Linked DNA regions of Homo sapiens: region 1 is linked to region 2. Evidence: read pairs that join two places in POLR2A ChIA-PET (ENCODE). Cell type or tissue: HepG2. All regions are shown on one strand. Links, peaks and the distances in the headings refer to the core of each region. The heading gives the core; the rest is flanking DNA.

Evidence for each region. Peaks named below come from ENCODE experiments on the same cell type or tissue, not always from the same donor. Only the 100,000 strongest peaks of a DNase experiment are listed, where the experiment ranks them.
Region 1: POLR2A ChIA-PET joins it to region 2 with 8 read pairs; 3 of 35 experiments call an interaction of 5 or more read pairs at or near these places.

Annotation. Positions count from the first base shown.
Region 1 is chr18:58,312,813-58,318,186 of GRCh38, reverse strand. NEDD4L (NEDD4 like E3 ubiquitin protein ligase) reads right to left here. Exons shown (of 31, transcript NM_001144967.3): 6 at 2,155-2,205. Among named protein-coding and RNA genes, the nearest start is that of MIR122HG, 130 kb to the left of the region's middle. RefSeq lists an enhancer at 1,533-2,732. In HepG2, for the core only: no CTCF peak of the experiment used is centred there; DNase peaks (open chromatin) are centred at 2,226 and 3,676.
Region 2 is chr18:58,411,306-58,416,679 of GRCh38, reverse strand. No RefSeq gene overlaps it. Among named protein-coding and RNA genes, the nearest start is that of MIR122HG, 32 kb to the left of the region's middle. In HepG2, for the core only: no CTCF peak of the experiment used is centred there; DNase peaks (open chromatin) are centred at 2,629 and 3,667.

The sequences.
Region 1 (5,374 bases), core at 220-5,219, 99 kb after region 2:
AATCAAGAACACAGCATCCATAATTCGATCCACAAAATACACGCATATGCTCCCGCCCTCTCCACACTCATACCTGTGTGCTATCACACAAACAGAATGCCACTGTAATTTCCCCATGAGCATCCTATACACACGACCAAACATACACACGAAAGCACCTGAAATCCTGGATTCAAAAGCCACGTGCATTCAGAACACGCAACTTGGGTTCTACTGCCACATGAATAAAGAATATACCTTCACGCCTCTCCTTTTGTTTTCTTTGTGGTCCATCTCTCTGACTATAGTTGGCTGTGAACAGCTAGTCAGTTTGAAGTATGGAGGTGAAGCACGCCACTGCAAGTTACCCTCTGGGCACACGAGTAACTAGGGGCACTCGGTCCTCTCTGGGCGTTCACGGCTCTACCCTCTGCAATCGGCTGGCTTCTATTCCTGCCCTGTGCCTCTGCACCGCTTCCTTCTTTGAAGGCTCACTGACCCTGCCTCCACTCAGAATCCAAAGCTAAACTATTCTTTATACTGACTTGGCCTCGGAGGAGGAACCTTTTTCTATTTTCTGGGAGCCCTACTCAACCTTTCAAGACCAGGTGCTGCTCACTCACTCAAAAAAGAGCTTGTCAGAGCAAGGTTTTTAAACATGTCACTTTTGCCTCTTACCAAATATTAGAATATTTGCCTCTCAGAAAATAATTTCCCCTGGCCAAGATGTGGTTTTTACATTAGGGAAAGGGTGGCTGGAGACGTCCATAAAAGAGCTGGCCCATCAACCAACACTGTCTAAAAGTGTGAGAGGATCGCAGCTTCAGTCTGAAGAACATACACAGAAGACCTCCCAACGTAGAAGGATGCGAGGTCTTTGCTCACAAAAGGTGAAATAGTCACATCCTCCCAACGTGACCTGAGAAGAGCAGTCAGGTTTCTGATGGCTCATGGAGTAGTTCTCACGCAGAAGCCCTGGGCAGGCCCCTCCCGTGGCACCCTGGAGCTTCAGAGTTTTAAAAAGAAACAAACAAGATATTTTAAGAATATCACTTTCACTTCCAGTCCTTTGGAACCTTGCGACTTTCTTCCTTAACAGCTCCCCTGAGTGAGTAAGAGTAAATTACTTGCTATCACCTTCCTTCACAACACATCTTCAAAGCTTACTTGGTATTTAACATATGGAAACAGCCATAATTTCCACACAGCAGGAAGCTTATGCTAGCTTTAAATAGCTTTAAATAAAGTAAATAAAGTAAAGTCACTTTACTTTATAGACTATTTATGCTATTTGCTCACACAAAGCATTTAAAAAAATAACACAATGCCCTTGTAAGGCAGAAACATTCGCCTTTCCTCTCTCAGCTGCTACTTCTATCACGTCGTTGTGCTGCCCAGGGAAGAAGGCCAGGAGGAAGGCTGGGACAAGCCGGAAAACTGAAGCTGGAATAGGAGATGGGGATCCACCTTTCTCAAGGCCTCCAGGTCCTACCTACACATTCTGTCTGCCCTGCCTCCTGTTTCGGGTGTCAGCCCTAATGCCCGTCACTAGTCAACAGCCTCGACTGCTCCGCTACTTTGAGCAGAGAGAAATGGCAGCACCACACATGCTAACTCAGTGCGTGTTCCAGCGAGGGTGGGTGTTCCCAGCTGACAAGTTCACTCAGAATGAACAGGCTCTTCTTTTGTCACCATGCTGACTGAGAAAGCCAGACACCAAAATCTGGGAAATGCTATTATAGTTTGTGTACAGGAATCCAAGAGAAATGGCATGTGCGGTTCCAGACAAAGAGTGCAAACATCTGATGGGACCCGGAGGATGCATTAGGAAGCAGAGACAGTAAGTGACAAGAAGGGAGGCCTGAGTGAAGGAGGTGTCTGTTTTGTAAGATGTGATACACAAAGGTGGAGCAGCTGAAGTGCAGAAAAGAGAGGGAGCTGGTGGATGGGAACGCAAGCGCACGACTCAGGCACCCTTGACTACTCTTACAGCCAGCTTCTCCTCCATCCCCTTGAAAGGACCACTTTCCAGAAAGGACTAAGGCCACAGCACACGTGCTTCATTTCAGCCTTCTTCACCGTGGTGAAGAAATGCCACTCTGAAAATACACTGACTACAAACAATTAGAAACCCCCGCCCCCAGCACGAAGCATCAAACATGAGACTGTCCTTACCGGAAGGTGACTAAGGGGCACGTCCACCTGGCCCAGGAAGTCGTCTCGTGTCTGTTAGGAAGAGAACAAAGAGTTAGTGTTTCCATTTCTTCACTGAGCGTCAGCATTTCCTAAAAATGTTTTATCATGAATAGAGACAAAGGTCCAGGGCCTGGCACTGGAATGTGGAGGGCGGAAGGCCCCGAGGAGACACGAGTAACCACACCCCGGGAGACCAGGAGCCCGTGCGCCTGGACTGAGCTGGCTGAGATTCTGTCTGGTGTCTGCTACCAAGCACAATGCTATGGAAGCCTCTGTAGAAGCTGGGAGAACATGATCAGTCAGGGAAGAGACAGGCAGGGTTTGAGGGCACAGCTGGGCCCAGCTGAAAGAGAAGATGGCAAACAAATGCTGGGAACATTTTAATAAGTGTTTACTGATCCAATGCTAAAAACTAAAGAGCTTCTTGAGAGCTGAGAGCCAATGGAAAAAGTATATGGCCTAGTTACCAATGCATCTTACAAACTGCATCTCACAAAAAAATACACACTTTTTAAATCCAGTAAGTACATTGTTTTTTTTTTAATCTAGTAAGTGCACTGCTTCAGAGTCCACGTATATGGATCAGGTCCTGCTAATTTTTGGACACACCATGCCTCTCCCTCTCCACATCTACCATACTGCACGTATCTCTCCCGACTTCAAAGAGGCCCAGGTGAAAATCATTTGGAGCCACGCACCAGTCCCCTCTCAGGCTCTGGGAGTCATCTGGGAAGTCATGATTCAGCTCCAGAGGTCACTGGCCTGGACCACAGTCACACTATATCCCTCAGTTACGGTGCTTGTGGCATGGCCTCTGATGTTTAGATGACCCGAGAAGCAAACTGGAACACAATGACTATTTGCCGCTCTCATATAAAAAGATGCAGCTGGTTCCACCACATTCAAAATGCGTAAAAGCTGGGCAGTTCTTTAGATATGATGAGACCAGCCCCATAGCCAGCTTGAGCCACCTAAGAAGGAATCCAGCCTACCTGGTGCTGAATCCTGGCCTCTTATTTCTACTCTGCTAGTTTACAGAGGAAGTTTCTAATTCACATATGCTATTTTTCAAGTGTACTTGAAAAACATTCTCTTCTTCCATTTAAAAGGAAGCAGCAGGTAAATATGAATGAGATTTATTGAAATGACTTGCTCCAAGCGTAGGAATTCCTTTTAGATAATTGAAAAAATTTGATGAACTGGAAAGCCATCTGTCTCCTCTAAACAATCCATTCTGGATAATAAAAAAATCAAAGTTACCACGGTTTGGGTATGCATGAAGAATGAGACTAGCCCCAATCCTTTTGATGAGATTTTCATTTCTTTTACTTTCTTAGCTGTATCTACTACAACTCAACGTGGAGACGCCTCATCTAGCATAGAGCGGTAAGAGGAGGTGCCCACAGATTCTGTATGTCTTACCAAGAGCAGCAGTCAGCAGAAGGCCTTGAGAATAATGACAGCCTTGCTATCCAGCTCACAGACCTAATCACGCTGCCCCAGTGACTCACACCAATGACAGTTACACAAGGAATTAGGCAGTGTGCCTGTTAGTTCTCTATTTGGCTGATTTCACTATTTTTTTTTTTTTTTGAGACAGAGTCTCTTGCTCTGTCGCCCAGGCTGGAGTACAGTGGTGCAATCTCAGCTCACTGCAACCTCCGCCTCCTGGGTTAAAGCGATTCTCCTGCCTCAGCCTACTGAGTAATTGGGACTACAGGCACACACCACCACGCCCAGCTAATTTTTGTATTTTTAGCAGAGATGGGGTTTCACCACGTTGGCCAGGCTGGTCTCGAACATCTGACCTCCAACGATCTGCCCTCCTCGACCTCCCAAAGTGCTAGGATTACAGGTGTGAGTCACCATGCCTGGCCTGATTTTGCTATAATTTTAAAGCTAATATAAATATCAGTTAACTGTACTATAAAAAAAAGAAATTCACTGAATATTGACCATAAATTGTCTGCTTAATGTGAGCAGAGTAGTGTGGCCACTTGCCACCTCTCCTCCTCCTGCTATGGCTGCTAATGTGGGAAGGAAAAGACAATCAGCAGAAGGACAAGACAATCTTATTCAAAGCTGTTTCACAGCCTGATAGCTTTGAAAGGCTGCCCATGAATCATTAACCTAAGTGCACTTCAACAAAACTTCACAAAATATCTATATGCCCGTGTTGTTTTGCCAGGGAGACATCTGAGTTCTAAACTGATAAAACAGGTTAAAGCTTTGCCCAGACACCAAAAGACAGGCACCCAGTACTAATGGCTGGCAGCCAGTCTTTACACAGTGCTCACTCTCTGTGGGCTCTGTGCCAAGGCTGCGTCTAGTTCTCGCAACAACCTTCAGAGGCAGGTACAATGATTGTGCCCATTTTACAGATAGGAAGCCAGAGAGGTATGTGGCCAAGCTGCCCATCAGCCTGTGCCCTTAACTGACACTGTGTGCCATATGTCAGCAACTGGCAGGAAAGCAAGGCGGTACCAGCTCTGGGCTTCTGACTGGATGCTGGCTTTAAACGGTGTAGATGAGAAGGGAGGGATTCTGATGATGGCACAGTCTGATGAGACTTCAGAGGGTTCTGGTAAAATGCTTATTTGCTATGTTATCTTTACACTACCTCCTACTCCAACCGTTCCTTTCCTCAAATGGAATACAGTTTACCGAATTCCCTGAGGTACTGCAAAAGCCAGGAAACTACACTTATACCTTTTATCACGTTTTCTCATGATGTTAAAAAAATGTTTTAAAACAGTAAAAGATGAGACAATTTGCCATTAAAGGAAACGGAAGGCTCTTATTAGTTTACATGAATAGAGATGGAAATTATTTTTGAAATAAAATAGGGATCAAGCACAAAAATGCACATGGTCAAAATGAATTGGCTTAAACTAGTGTTTCACCAGTCAATGGAAGATGTAGTTGGTGAGAGATCTAGGTTTCAAAGCATCCCATTGCTGCTAAAACTACAGAAAGTTCAGGCCATGTGAAATATTTAGGTTAGGGACACTACACCGATTAAAAACAAAAATGGCCAGGTACGGTGGCTCACGCCTGTAATCTAAGCACTTTGGAAGGCTGAGGCGGGCAGATCACTTGAGGTCAGGAGTTCGAGATCACCCCGGCCAATATGGCGAAATCCCATCTCTACTAAAAACACAAAATTAGCTGGGCTTGGTGGCTCATGCCTGTAGTCCCA
Region 2 (5,374 bases), core at 126-5,125:
AAAGAAACTTTATATTTACACTTCATGGATTGAGACTTCTCAATCAACTCCTTCCAGGTGCCACGGCAACCGGCTCTAAAAAGGGGCCATCATTGGTTTAAACTGTTCCTTGGATTGGTTCAGTCTCTTGCTAGTTCAAAAACAGTGCTGCCAGGCAGCTTCCCACGTAGACCTTGAGCTTGTCTCTTGTTTGAATCAATTTGGGGAAACATTATTCAGAGTTGAGCCTCATATTTTCATAGTTTGAATACATCCTCTGCCTCTTGAAGACTGCTGTTCTGCCCTCAAACTCAAACTCTTTTGAATTTGCGTGCCCAGTAGCCAGGCTGCCCTGCCTTGTTGGGGGTCTGGGCTCAGCTGTCTCAGCATGGTTCGTGAGGGTCAGGCCCACCCCACCCTGGGGGACAGGTGTTCTCTGCACTCTGTTCTCCAGATAGGGCCTCTCTTCCAGCACCTCGCTCTTGTCCTTTTGGTGGCTTCCTCCTCCTTCCCCATCCTTTGGGGGCAGAATCCTTCTGCCTGTTCCCTTTCAGGTCAAGTTCTGGATCCTTGGACCCATGTTGTTTAGGCGCTTGTATTACAGAGTGGGAGGATCAGCCCTTACCTGTGAAATGGACCTGGGTTGGAAACACTGTGGGTTTGACTCACAGAATGAGGGTCTCTAAATTCACAGATGGGTCCTGGGTGATACCATCTGTGAAACCTGATGCACCTGAATCACCTAGAGACAAACTCAATGACTCAGTTACTTTCCAGAGCTTGGAATAGAGCAGCTTCACTCATGGAGGGACAGGAGGGTGCCCTCCCTGGAGCAGGCTGAGGGCAGGCACAGCCACCAGGCCCTTTGCATTTTTGTCAAAGTAGTTGAATCCAATTGCTGCTGCTAATATTAGGTTGGTGCAGAAGTAATCGCGGTTTTTGACATTACTTTTAATGTCAAAAACCGCGATTACTTCTGCACCAACCTAATGCATGAATTGATAGCTTGGACTTAGTTCTGAGATCCTTTCTGCACATGTGGGCATCCCCCATGCTCGAGTTCATTTTGAAGCCACAAACACCCAGCAGCAGAGGCAGACAATTCCTAGTAATCTTTCAGAAAACTCAATTTCCAGCCATGTATGACAAAATGACTATTTAATGAAGGCAAATGTCATGCTTAAATATTTTTAGTTTTTCTTGTCGGTGAGTGAATCGTTTTGAATGACAGATTAAATTTCAAGGGGTGCAAGAATCTCAACAGAACACCATTCCTTTTCTAATTTTTTGTTCCATTGACTCTCGGAAACCCTCTCAGTGATTCAGGAAGCTGTCTAGGGCTTTCTGACAGCACATCATACGCTCAGCAGATCAGTGAAACCCCTATCAGTAGAGCTGCGACTGAACCCATTGTGAGTTCCGGTCCTCTTAAAGGAAAAGCTCTTCCCACTGAACGGGCTCCCATCTGCACCTGCTTTAGATTCTGTAACTTCCTCAACCCATTTGCTTCTTCTCCTTTAGAGGTGCTCATGGCAGAGGTCATTCTTTTTACTTCAGTGGCTTCAGTCGGCAAAGGCTTTTGCTAGGAGCTGCCTTCGTGGGTGACAGATGAGGGGACATGAGGATTGTGACAGGGCTCAGACACCTCTGCTCCCTTCCCTCCAAAGCCAGGAGAGAGCTCTGAAGGGAGGGGGGAAGGAGGGGTGAGGCACCCCCTCCGGGGCCTCTCCAAGGAAGGAATGGATCCTGCTGTCAGTTCCTCCCAGGTTCCAGCCTATCGCTTGGCTCTAGAGGAAACTCCAGAATGAATGAAGAAGAGGTTCAATGGATGACTAAGAATATGAACTGCGAAGTTCTGGAGACAAATGATAAGAGGTCAAATAGTGTGATGGGAAAAACTCAACCCACCATGGTACTGGAGGTTGAGTGAGTGGGCTTCGATTTATCCCCACTATTTGCTAACTGGGTAATCTGGGCAAGAAATCTCTCCTTTCAGAGTTTTAGTTTCCTCATCTATGAAGCAAGGGGTTTGGAGCAAATAATCTCTAATCTTCCCTCTCTATTGTTAAAATTCTCAGAGTAGATGGTTGCTATGCCCACCCCTCACCCTGGGCCCAATTCCAGTCCTTTCAGAATTGGCTTATGCTAGAAAGCAGTTGTCGTTGAGCAAGAAAGAACTCTGGGGCCATCAAAAAGAGGTTGCTTGGTGAGAGGAGTTTGCGCACACCAATGGTAGGCACCCAGGGTGAGTCGAGAAGACAGGATGTTCCAGAACATTCTCCCTTGCCTGTACTAATTCCATGGTAGGTGGGTGGGGCTGCACAAAAGCCTGGAACATTTTCCTTTTGATGTGAGCTGGAGGCAAGCTGATAGAAACACGGAAACCCAGGCCAGCCTAGAGACCTATAAGTCAAAGTTGACTTCTCCCCTGACCCAACCCCATCTAGCATTGCCCAACTCCCCAAACACTGCTGAATGGCTGTTTATGTGGAGATGAAGAAAAGCTCTCTGTTGACTTTGTTTCCAAACCCTGCCTTTTGGAATTGACACAAGAAGAGAGCACACTGCTCTCCAGGCCTGACCATCCGGTCAGCAGACTCCAATCCCCTGCCCCTGCGTTCTGGCTTTTCCTCCTCAAACAGAAGCTATTGAATCAGATATCAACAACATAGATAAAAAGGAGAGCAACATGGGCTTTGAACCCAAGGCTAACAGGCTTATCACAAACTCTTGTCAACCTCTCTCTGTCGCTTCCAACCCCAGGGGTGAAAGATCAAACTTTCACTCCTTCTCCTGAGGACTGCTCTGTACAGGGGTCCTGGTCCCTGTGGGTCGGGGCACATGGGGCTGGATCTGCACCTTCAGAGAACACAGCCGGGACCGCAGAGGAAGCAAGGCCCCAGGTTCACTGTGGCTGCAGGTGGAGGGAGGCTGTCACTTGGGATGGGTGCCCGAAGCAGTACAAAGGCAGCATTCAGGTTAAAAGCATAAAAACTGCAACCAGACTTCCTGGTCTATCTCTCACAGCTTTGCGATCTTGGATGAGTTTTTTAATCCTCTTGGTATCTTAATTTCTCCATCTACCCAGTAAGGCTGTTAGGAGGATTAAATGTGCTCGTATTTCTAAAACAATGTAGAACAATGCCTGACACTTAGGATGTGTCAAATAAATTGGTGGTTCTCAAACTTTAGCAGGGATAAATCTCCTGGAGAACTTGTTTAAATGCAATTTGCAGGACTTGGTTCCCTGGATGCTTACAGTGAGGGCCCAGAGTTGTGTGACGCTGGCACAGGTAGTCAGTACCACCTGGTCACTGTTGCACCTGGATACCTGCCACCCTCTGGGAGCAGCAGGATCCTGTGTCCCTCAGGATTGGCCCTAGTTGCCCGGTGGGTTGCTAGAATCCTTGCAGATTGTGGTCTTGTGTGTTGTGGCTCATCAGCCTGGAAAGTTCTTCTGCATCTTGTCCAGTTGATCTTTCAAGTTTCAGCTTGAGCAACGTCTCCTCTATGAACCCTTCTTTACCTGGACCTGAACCTCTGGGAAGGGACACAAGCCCTTGTCTGCTGTTCCAAGACTCATTTTTTGTAAATGTGAAGCAACCTGACTTGTGGCAAGAACCATATGTGATGGCAAAAACCTGACCTGAACTGACATGCAGCTATTGATAGTCTTTATTTACTCCACTTAGTGTGACTCTTCATATGTTTGCTGTAGAAATATTAATGGGTTTGCTGACAAGGTGCTGCCCCAGACTCTGCTGAGGATCTTACATAATGGATGGCATATAAAAGGTATCACTTTCCTAAAGTAAAAATAAACAAACCTGCATTACATAATACATCTAGACCGAAGACTTTTGAATCCCGCATCTGTGGCACATTTTACTCTGATTAGTTTCTTTCTTGACATTAAATGAAAATCCTAATAGCAAAGACCATGGATTTAGCACAATCCTTGGTGCAAACAATGACCAGTGATTGTTTCTTGATTGTTTCTTGAACGAATGAATTCTTTCTTGCAGAAGAAACTGCGTCTGTCTTCCCCATTCTGTGTCATATTCCCCAACCCCACCCCATAATCTTCGTGTAGGATTTGTGGAATTAATTTCACATGGCTGTTTTGTTTCTCCTCCTTAGAACCAAGCATGCAATTTGGGTAGGCTGTTCCCAATTGGGGTAAATAGGACCCCCTGGGAAGATGATGTTTTTAAACAGCTATTTGGGCAGGGTTTTGAAAAAGAGGAGATTTTCTAAGGCATTAGAATGTCTTTGATAAAAGAATTTTCTGAGATTGGGAGAATGAGTTGAAGACTTCATCTCTAAGATCCTCTTTTTCTTCTCCTTATGTATGATAAAGCTAGACTCATCCAATATCAAAAGGGGAAAATGCTCCATTAGGCCCAGCCTTTCTAGGCTGGAGGAAGGCAAGAACTCCAGGACAGGAAACTGGGAAACGTACCTTGGAAGCACCCAGCCCAACTGAGCTATTAGAAGAAGGGGGATGGGGAGACTCAGAAAATTATAAGAAGTTGAGTGCCTGATGTATGAGTTAATAGGCCCCAGGCCCTTAGGATGTATTGCAACAAGGAGAGGGAACAGCACATTCTAAGAGAAATGGGATGATTATTTGGATAACTTACATTCCTGATTTGATCCTAATTTCCTATGACCAGGTAGAGAGGTTGCAAACTCAAACACTTGCATAGGCCAGGCAGATAATGAGGGATGTGGGCCAGAAGTGATAATAGGGAGCGACGGGCAGTGTGGTTAACTGGGAGGTCCATGCCCCATCTAAAGAGGGAAGCCCCTATTCAGCTCCAGCTGACGGATGCCAGGCCTTCTAAGTTTTGTTGTTTTTACATTCATCTTCTGCCCTTCAAGGTCAGAAGACTTGATTTTGAGGTGAAATTTTCCTATTTAAAAAATCCCAGGAAAGACAAATAAAGATGAGTTGGGACCCATCAGCCATTTTGCAACCGTTCCCCCCCCACCCCCACCTTACATTTTCGGTGCTTTCCCCTCATGATCTTTGGGAACTCCACCTGTGAGTTCCTGAAATGTTCCCGCCATTCTGAGCTGTGAGGATCCCAAGTGGAGGTTGCTATTCTCATTTGCAGCTTCTCAGTCCCACACCAAGAAGCAGGGCAGGCTCACCTCCAGGGCTGCCTCCTTTCCCAAACACTAGGTCCCTTAATCGTATCCTCAGTGAAAACCTAAAGATCGCTAAGCAGCCACCAGGAGTCATTTGCCAGGCACCTCTGCACGGACAGCCAAGTGTGGCTCGGATACCTGGAGGCCTCCAGGGAAACTGGCATCTCTGGAGAACTAAATTTTTGCTGAGACCAGGAGGCTTGGAAATTGTGTCTGTAAGTATGAGAGGCAGAGCAAAAAA